Linked DNA regions of Homo sapiens: region 2 is linked to region 1. A link is a contact called in ENCODE Hi-C data. All regions are on one chromosome and are shown on one strand. The core of a region is the stretch at or near the end of the contact, and the rest is flanking DNA. Distances in the headings are between cores, read along the strand shown. Region 1 holds the start of LINC02458 (long intergenic non-protein coding RNA 2458). Region 2 has its middle 98 kb from the start of LINC02458.

Evidence for each region. Hi-C counts contacts between places; a loop is a spot of excess contacts on that map.
Region 2: a loop to region 1 is called in a map with no recorded cell type, with 2.3 times the contacts of the local background. The contact joins the enhancer-like site here to the promoter of LINC02458 in region 1. A Hi-C loop is called at or near these places in 2 of 37 single-sample maps with no recorded cell type.

The regions. Positions count from the first base shown.
Region 1 is chr12:89,017,775-89,022,916 of GRCh38, forward strand. LINC02458 (long intergenic non-protein coding RNA 2458) reads right to left here and starts at 1,918. Exons shown (of 3, transcript NR_038385.1): 1 at 1,779-1,918.
Region 2 is chr12:89,114,735-89,119,680 of GRCh38, forward strand. No RefSeq gene overlaps it. Among named protein-coding and RNA genes, the nearest start is that of LINC02458, 98 kb to the left of the region's middle. Within about 2 kb of position 2,802, at least 7 of the 41 ENCODE cell types and tissues checked have a DNase peak (open chromatin) inside an H3K27ac peak, as active enhancers do.

The sequences.
Region 1 (5,142 bases), core at 668-3,167:
TGTCACATGCTTTGCAAAACATTTAGTATGTAGTAACTACTCAGAAAGATATAGCTATTCTAATTAGTGACAGAGAACATACAAACATACAGGTAGGATTTCTCTGCCTTAGATCATATGTGTTTAAATGAGTTTGAAGCATCAGAGATCTAGTTGTAAATTCTGAGTAAGCTGAAAGTGTTATACGGTTATGCTTTCTCTAAACCAATCATTGAAGTGATGCCATATTAATATGGCAGAAAGTTTGTAATATATTTTTAGGTAGAGAGAAAAAAACAGATTATAAAATGGTAATATAGTGTCATCCCAATTTTGTTTAAAAACAGTATACATCTAGTAAGATATAAACCAAAATGTTAAGGTTAGTTATCACTGGTTTATGAGACTATAGTTTATTTCTATATTTTTAACACTTTTCTGCATTTTTAATATTTTCTATAATAAATAAGTATTCATTTTTCATGACAAAAAGAAATGTCATGTAATAATATGAAGTCAAACATATATCAAATATTGATACTGCAAAAGTTTTCTTTTGTGAACCAGTTGAATCCATAGAAGGACCGCTCTCAGAGCTCAAACACAGTGCTCCAGGGTGCTACCTGCTGCTTAGAATTCTCCATAGGAGAAACGAGAAAAAGAAAAACCAAGCCCAGTTATGCTTCTCTGTGCCAGTTTTTCAAGCCAGCATATATAGAAGTATCTAGAAGATATACAAATGATTAGGAAACAGGAAGTTCAGCCAGCCACATTATTTAGGATCATGTCAAATACATCCCTAAAAATTAAAAAGTAATAATGATTTCCGTATTTCTTATTAATCTTAATTCGTGAGACAAGGCCTTTGTATCAATTCATAATAAATTTAGGAGTATTCGTGAAAAATTTTAAATACAATATATACTTTGACCAGCAACCCCACTTCATGGACACTGACCTACAGAAAGACACATTTGTGTACCAAGTTTCATGGCCAAGAATTGTACAGGAAAACATTGTAAGAACAAAGATTTCCACTAAAGGGGAAATGATTTTAACATTATGAGACATTTATACTATGTAATGCTATCCATCTGCCAAACAGAATGCTATAGACTTCTACATATGGACATGGAATGATCTCCTACACGTATTAACTGTAAGAAAAATAAGCAAATTCAAGAACTATTTCCCAAAGAAACCCCTTTTATGTTTTAATAAATCTATATGTGTGTATAGATTTGTATATTTATATATGTAAATACATAGAAATATTGAAAAGGTCTAGAAAGATACATACCCAGTTATTAACAATGACTATGTCTAGGAAAGGTCGTTTTTAAAACTTTATATTTTCTGAATTGTTTTAATTCCTTCATACACACACATTTCCATTTATAAACTTGAATTCAGTTGAACTCTTGGCAGGGATGGAAGACATGGTGTCCATCTAGCCACAGAGACATAACTGATAGCTCAGACTGGTAGGAGAATCAATTAACGCACTCATTCAACAAACATTTATTGAATATTTACAAGATGCCAAGCCTATGCTAGAAACTGTAGGTGCAAAAATGAAAATAGTAAAACATTGTCTCTGTCTTCAAATTTTCCACGAAGGTATACATACCTCATTAAAAAAATCTGGATTTTCACTTGTTCTTTATCTTATATGTTTTTTATAAAGTTAGTAGAAACAACGGTTTCTTAGTGTTGCAGAAAACGCAGTAATGAATCATTAACAATGAATCATTAACAATGAATCAACAGTGGCTCGAGGAAACATCTTTATGACTTACATCATTAAGATTTGAAGAATTGATTCTGCTCCCACCTCCTAACATATACCCTTCTACCCCTAAGCTCACGGTTGATGCCAAAATCTCTTTATTGTGAGTTACACGGAGACAGGAGCAGCGACGCAAGCTACGTGAAGTCTACTAAATCCACTGTTGCCCTCTCGGTAAACCAGTATGAATGCAGCAACAGGAAGGACCACAAGATGGCAGACTGGAAACGAGTCATGGAGCCTACAGCAGGCGATGAGGTGCTACAGCCAGTGGAATCCCGTAGCCCTGGCATCTGAAGAGAGACTGGGAAGGGCTTTATAGATCTGTTGAACGGAGGGATCAGAGCGAAGAACAATTTTGGCACCACTCTAGTGCTTGCTCACATCTCTTAGTGTTCTATTTAGTTGTTTTTACCATCTAAAAAACAAACCATGTTCATCTCTTCTTCCCACCCCAAATAGATAGTCATACTCATCAAAATCAATCATAGCTTTCTATTTTAGTATGATTGAGTAGCAGAATTTTTAAATTGGACAGGATCTCCCCAAATTTGAGGATGAGGTGCTTCATGCATAGGGAGGAGGCAGAAAGATAGATAGGGACCTGGTGGGACAAAGAAGCACAAGTCCACATTGTCATAAGGAAAGGCTCTTTTCATGATGTATGGGGACTAGGGTTGAGAAATTATTTTCAGGAAGTTGTGTGAGTAAGGCCAAAACTGTAATTTTCCAGACTTTATACCTGTGCATGCAGAGACACATAGGTAAAGATGTTGAGTAATGTGAAAGTGTACATTGGTGCTGCTGTTCTTATTTAAGCAGATAAAGTATCTACATAACCTATGATCCAGCCATTTCATTCCTGGGCATATATCTCAAATAAATCCTCACACAGGCTTGCAAGCATATATGCACAAAGATGACAGTGTGGTTTGTAGTGTCCAGCAACTGGAGGTAACCTGGGTGCTCATAATTGGGAGAGTAGATAAGTAAGTGGTGGCTTACAGATATTTACAGGATCATGCATAAAAGGGCAAATGGCCAAGCAGCACATATTTTGACCTGCCAACACGGTGTTGACCAGGATGGCTCTTGGAGACAGAAGGAGCAGACATCTGGGACCTCCAATATTGTCCTATCATACTCTGAGACAGTGCACAGCAATCTGGCAGGGCCAACTGTCTGACTCTAGGAAAAGGACATTGAACCTTGAGCTAGGAGGTTTGAAAGCTGTGATTGAGGTGGCATTGGCCTCTTTTGAAAAGCAAAATCCCAAAGTGTATTTTGAGAACATTGATAATTTGTTGTCAAGACAAGTTGCATAAAAAGCCGGCCCGGCACGGTGGCTAATGCCTGTAATCTTAGCACTTTGGGAGGCTGAATGGGTGGATTGCCTGAGCTCAGGAGCTCAAGACCAGCATAGACAACATGGTGTAACCCTATCTCTACTAAAATGCTAAAAAATTAGCCTGGCATGGTGGTGCGGGCCTGCAGTCCCAGTTACTTGGGAGGCTGAGGCATGAGAATCACTTGAACCCGGGAGACGGAGGTTGCAGTGAGCCGAGATCACACCACTGCACTCTATCCTGGGCCACAGATCAAGACTCTGTCAAAAAGAGAAAAAAAGGCAAAAGTAGAATAATTAATACTGTGTGGTATAGACACAGAGTCAAATTTATTGACCAGAACAGAATAGACATCAGGAAGAGAGTACACCTGTGAAAAACTAAATGCACAAAAATACAGAAGTCTGACATTGCCAGACATTGGTAAAGATTTGAATGAATGGATATTAATACACTTCTGATGGGAACACACATCAAATTAATCGCTTTGGAAAACAGTTTGACACCTTCATATCAAGTTAAATAGTTTACATGCAAAGACCAAGCAATTCCACTCTTAGGTACCCTAGAAACTAGAAGAATTGTTGGGCATGTATACCAAGAGAAATGAATAAAACATGTATCACAGTATCCTTCGTATCAGTAAAAATTGAAAAGAAAAAAAGAAAAACCTTCCAATTTCCAACAACAAGAGAGTGACTAAATGAATTATATTATAGAATAATTATGCAGTGGAATATTACACAACCTAAAAATGAATGAACTAAAGCTACTCACAAGCATAGAAAGACATTTTAGAAACATAATGTGAAATGAAATAAGTCACAGAAGATGACATATAGCATGATACAAATAGAATGTTCAAAATCAAGCAAAAGTATACAATGTTATTGTTGGGGAAACATTAACTAAAAAGAACTAAACTACTTCTAAAAATGTAAGAGAATGACAAGCATAAAATTTAGGAGAGGAGTTAGTTACCTCTTAAAACGGAGGCACAGGCTGGGCTTGGGGACAATCACATTCCTGCAAGGGCTGACTGAGGTAAGATCAGTGATGGAGTCACAGATATGCCTTATATAACTTATGTAAATGTTATTGTGATTTTTATACATTAGTTATTACATTAAAAATGTTAACATATGTATTAAAAGTAAAAAATAAAATCCAGACATTAATGACAGGATGTATTCAGGCATGTTTAGCAGTTCACTTTTCTCCTGTATTTATTTCCTTTAATACTTCCTTAAATGTACAAGGGTTAAACATCATGCTCTTCAGATTCTTTCTCACAGGTATTCTGTCAAAGACGAACAGGGGTAGATTTGGAGAAAAAAAAGGAAAATCAAAGAACACTTCCGGGTACAATAGGGCCCTGAAGAAACAAGCTTTAATCTGTCACTATGGTAAAGGTGAACTTCAGATAGTAAAGAGAACTTCATTTTCTCTTTACATCACTTTGTCTGATTGAAAAATTCCACTTACATATGTTTTAGTCATTCAAACTAGCCCATCAATTTAAGGGTAAGTTATGAGGTCCTGCTATTTGTAAAATTTTAACTTGCAACAGGATATCTCTGCTAGCCTACAGAGTAGAGCATGGGCAGATTTATGCATTATTGGTTTGTGTCTGCTGCCCATAATTTAACAAAACTTACTTAAAATTCTGAAGGACTACTGAACAAAATGTGCTTGTCTTTGGATAACATAAAATTTAAATTCTCATTTTAAGTATTTAGCCTATTGTTTTTTAATGTTTGACACCTTAGACCCTTGTAATTTTGCAAAGACTCGCATACATTTGGATCAAAAGCAATTCGGCTAACTTTTTATTTTGTATAATATCATTCTCAGCCATATTTACTTCTTAAGTCATGTTTTTCCTGAATACCAGACTTCTTTAGTAGACGCTAAGGAATGAAAGCATGATATAAAGAACACAGGATTTAGAGTGTAAGGACATGAGTTTAAGTCTGACTTACTAAATGGTTCAAGTTTCTTGGCCTTTCTGGGCTTCAATTTACTCAT
Region 2 (4,946 bases), core at 1,552-4,051, 98 kb after region 1:
CTTGCTCTTCTAGCACATTTACTTTCATAAAATTTTTAGAATTATTCTGTTAAATTTGGCTTAAAAATCATACTTATATTTTTATTGCAGTTGGGGTTGCATTGAATTTGTAGATTATTTGCAGTAAAATTGACATTTTAAAATATTGAGCATTTCTATCCATGAACATGGTTAATCTTCCTATTTATTTCTGTCTTTTATATCCTTCAATAAAGTTTTATAGTTTTCTCCACAAAAGTCTTAAGGAACCTCTTTACATTATTTAAATTTTTGAATGAATTTTTGAAAATTTCTCCTATTAAATTTTCTTTTCTATTCCTTTTTTTTTTAATTTTTGGAGATGAAGGTCTCACTTCATCACCCAGGCTGGAGTACAGGCATGATCACAGTTCACTGCAGCCTCAAACTCCTGGGCTCGAGAGATCACACCTCAGCCTCCCAGCTAGCTAGGACTACAGGCATACACCACCATACCTGGCTAATTTCTATTCTATTTTCTAATGGGATATTACTGATATATAGGTAAGGAATTTTTGTTTGTTTGTTTATTTGTTTTTACATAGTTTTTTTTCTTTTTTGTACTTCCTATACGAAGGTTCAATACATAGTATTTTCTAATAAATATCTTAATGTGCTTTTGGTATTTTCCTGATATTACCCATACTGGTGGAAAAGATTGAAGATAATATGCCAGCTACCAGTATCCCACAAGATTACCTGTGAAGAATTCATGAAAATATACTAAAATAAGTTTTCATAACAATTTAGTATGGAACGAGTCTCTATTAAAACTGTTCAGGGAATATGTTTCCAAAAATATCTCATTATAATATAGGTATTATCATCCATAAAATGATCTGATACCACATTCCACCCACCACACCAGCCCAGTCCCTCTAAGCTTCTAAAACAAGTCCTCACTATCACTGGTTCCCTACTCTTCTCCTCGGCAGATTTCCCCCAGCATCTGATCTTGCTGCCCATCCCTTATATTCATCAGTTCTTCTCTTCTTCTCTCATAGAGCAGTGGTCCCATTAACATGGTAAGAAACTGTTTATTTGCTTAAACAGGCAAAACAGGAGAGGAAAGCTGCACTTCCCTTTCCCTTCCTAACCATGTCTAAATACTGGCTGCCCTTAGTACAATTCTAAAATGGGGAGGGGGAAACAACCAGAGATATAGGTAAATTTAAAGATCCTTTCCCCTTGACTTCCTCTGGTTTCATCTTCAGAGTAATAAAACCAACCATAAAAACTAGTATTTATTAGGCCAGGTGCAGTGGCTCACACCTGAAATCCCAGCACTTTGAGAGGCCGAGGCGGGCGAATCACGAGGTCAGGACTTCGAGACCAGCCTGGACAACATGGTGAAACCCTGTCTCTACTAAAAATACAGAAAATTAGCTGGACATAGTGGCGGGCACCTGTAATCCCAGCTACTCGGGAGGCTGAGGCAGGAGAATCGCTTGAACCCAGGAGGCAGAGGTTGCAGTGAGCCAAGATTGCACTACTGCACTCCAGCCCCTGTGACAGAGTGAGACTCCTGCTCAAAACAAAATAAAACAAAACAAAAACTAGTATTTATTGAGCACTTACTAAGTGTCAGGCTCTGTGTGAGGTACTTTGTATTTATCATATTTAAGAACCCCAACAACCTTGTAAAGTAGAGAGTATTATTATCTTCACTGGGTAGAAAGGATACAGAAGTCCACAGAAGAAAAATAACTTTCCATGTTGCATAGCCAGTAAGTTTGGCTAAGTTAGCCACATCTGAACCAGCCCCTGTTCCTCAACTCTTCTCTAACTCGATAATGTTGTGGGAAGAAAATATGGAGCAAAATAAACACTCTTTTATCTGACACTTATATATTTGTGTTTATGACATTAAAACCTAAAAGATTTTACACATTTCACTGCTCAACACAGTAATCACTGTTTTAGCCATGAAGTACACCCATATTTTGAACCCACTGCAGGACAGAAAATATCGTCTCTTAGTGACACGGGAGCACATATCTGGAGTTGTGCCAAAATACTACTGGTTCCCAAAATGCTCTTGGCCACATAAATGCAGAGAAAGAAAAGCATAGATGGGACTATGATATTTTACCTCAGCCACATTTTGTGGGATTCTATGAACTTCAGGCTGTGTGATCTTGAGCATGTCACTTCATTTCTCTCCGTATATCTCCGCTGCCTCAGTGGTTAAACAGTGGTAATAATGGCACTTACCTAGTATGTTTCTGAAACTATTAAATAGTACCTATATAGTGATCAGAACAGCAGCTGGCCATTTCAAGTGCCATATGAGAATTCTCACCGTCCTTAGATCCTTCATCATTCCGGGTGACAAAGTTCAAATCTACTTTTATTCCAACATCTCAAACTGGATTCCAGTTTGGGGAGTGGTTTGGAGATCCAATTTTGGGGGGTCTTCAAAAACTTTTAGAAGTTTTATTTTCAGACCTACTCGCTTTTCAAAGACAGTGGGATATATGTTTCTGATCCACTGAAAAGAGTATTTGTTTGGCTTAATTTCTCTCTCCTCCTGCTAAAAGCCACTCACTACTCAAGGTCTACTATGAATCTTTTAGGAAAATAAATACTTCTTAAAGGCTTTTCCTTCGAAGCAGACCATGGTGTTTTGACCAAGTACAAATCTTCATCAGTATATCCATGTTTCTGAAGCTGGCCTCCTGTGGCTAAACGAGCTTTGCTCCCACATCTTAAGTTTCTCTACAATTGACTCACTGGGAGCTGGGCTAACCTGTCCTAGCCTCCCTCACTTCAGCCAAATAAAAACATTCCTGGTTCTCACCTGTGCAGTCTAGACCAGCCCTGCTGCCCTGCTGCCCTGCTGTAGTGGACTCCTGCCAAACTTTTGCTGAAGAAAACCTCAGAAACAGGAACAGGAAGCCTATTCAGGGATCAAGTTTCCTTGATATAGATCTGTCCTCTGTACTGCCTGCCTGATCCCTCATCGACCTTTTATTCTCCCACTCCTTGTGGCCTTATCTTCACTCTAACTCATTGACTTTGGGTGTCCTTGAACCAACTTTCTCTAATGGCAGTAGATTTCTTGTCTTCCAGGGCTCAGCCAGCTTTGTGACTAACCCCAGCCTGCCCCAACTGCCTGCTACCTTAGCTTGCTTTTGGCTTTGCAGTTTTCCTTGGCTACAAGCCCAAAGTAGTGACGTCATTCACCTGTACCCCCAGGGCTGACATATCCCAACCTTTTCCCTTTATGTCCCTGTGAAATGCCCTGGCATCCTAGTTGAAGGAATCTCACTAAATAAAAAGGGTCAGAAAGAATTTTTTTACACTACCAGGATGTGAACGATATGATACGGCATTGCAAAGCCAGAGAAAACACATTCAGAGGGTCCTGTTTATTCTTCACAGGGGTAATCTTGCTGTATTGGAGTTTCTAAAACCAAAGCATGCAGTTTTCAAATATTATTTTGAAGAAAATAACTCAGATAATCTGTGTCCATTAGTAGATCTTTTCATCTAGTTATAGGACCTCTATATATAAGATGAAAGGACAACAAACCACTTGTAATCCAGAGATTTGCATTCATATCATTTTTATACTACTGGCTGTGTGACTTTGGGCAAGTCCTCTAATTCTTCCAAACCTCAATTTTTCACATATATAATATTGGGTCCAAAAACACCACTAAACTATAGTTTTTTGAGATTATGGGATGTGTCTTATTTTTATGAGACTCTTCCCCAAAATGTGGCCTAGAGAAAATGCTCCAAATTATTGATTTCATCAGACTGATAAAAGAATCAAATAAGCTGAAGTATGCATAATCACTTTGAAAATTATAAAGCACCATATAAATATTTTTATTATTATGAATGCATTGTGTGCCAAAACATTTTATAGAATTCAGAACATATTTCCCCAAAAACCCATGGTGCAATTCCCTATCCTTCAGATCACAAATTAGATGTTACCTGAAACATTTGTTTCCCCTCCTGCGTGCCTTCATCAGGCTTGTCCGGTCCCGCTTCTTGTATCTTTTTGTCTGAGCTCCCCACTAGATTGTAAAATCCTTGAGAACAGAGCCATATGGCCTATGTCTGGGTCATTGTACATATTAATACTATATATAGCAATTAGTACATGCCAGTCTTCATCTTAAGTGCTTTACCTATAAATATTAACTCATGTAATCCTCACAAAATTCTATAACATGGAAATTACTCTTACACCCATTTTATAAATGTGGAAACGGAGGCATGGAGAAGTTAAGTGACCTTCTGAAGCACACATAGCCAGTGAGTGACAGAGCTGGGATTTGGACCCAGATAGACTAATTCCAGGGTCCATGCTGTTAACTACCATATTAGAGTGCCTTGGTTGGTTGGGTAGGTGGGTGGGGAAGATATTCCATGTACCATTTGTCCTTTGTTATCTCTACTTCCAGACAAGACAATAATGTGAAAAAGCAAAGCTGAGGTTTTATACCCCACCATAAATAAGCTACCCAAAGGATTCTGGTGAGCTTGGAAATTACAGCTTTTAAGCCAAAATGACTCCTATCAACAAAGACACATTCACTTCTCCAGCCTGCCCACTTACACAATTTCCACTCTCCTCCCTCTCCCTCCTTCCCCCGTCCCCCAACAAACACATTGACTATGCACTGGATACACTGTCAGTCTGGTCAATTAATTTTGCTATGTACTTCTCCCGTACGTATCTCACTCCATCCTATGATTTCAAATGTCCTCCAAAAAACATTATCTTTCATACTTTTGTCCAATTTAAATCTCTATATTGAACTGCACACTAGACATTTTTACTTGGATATTTTACAGGACAGGCCTCATATTCAATGGATATTCAATTCAACATATCCAAGTCAGGACAAATGAGCTTCCCCTTCAAGTGTGTTTTTTCTAAGGGTAAATAGCAGCAAGCACCATTACTA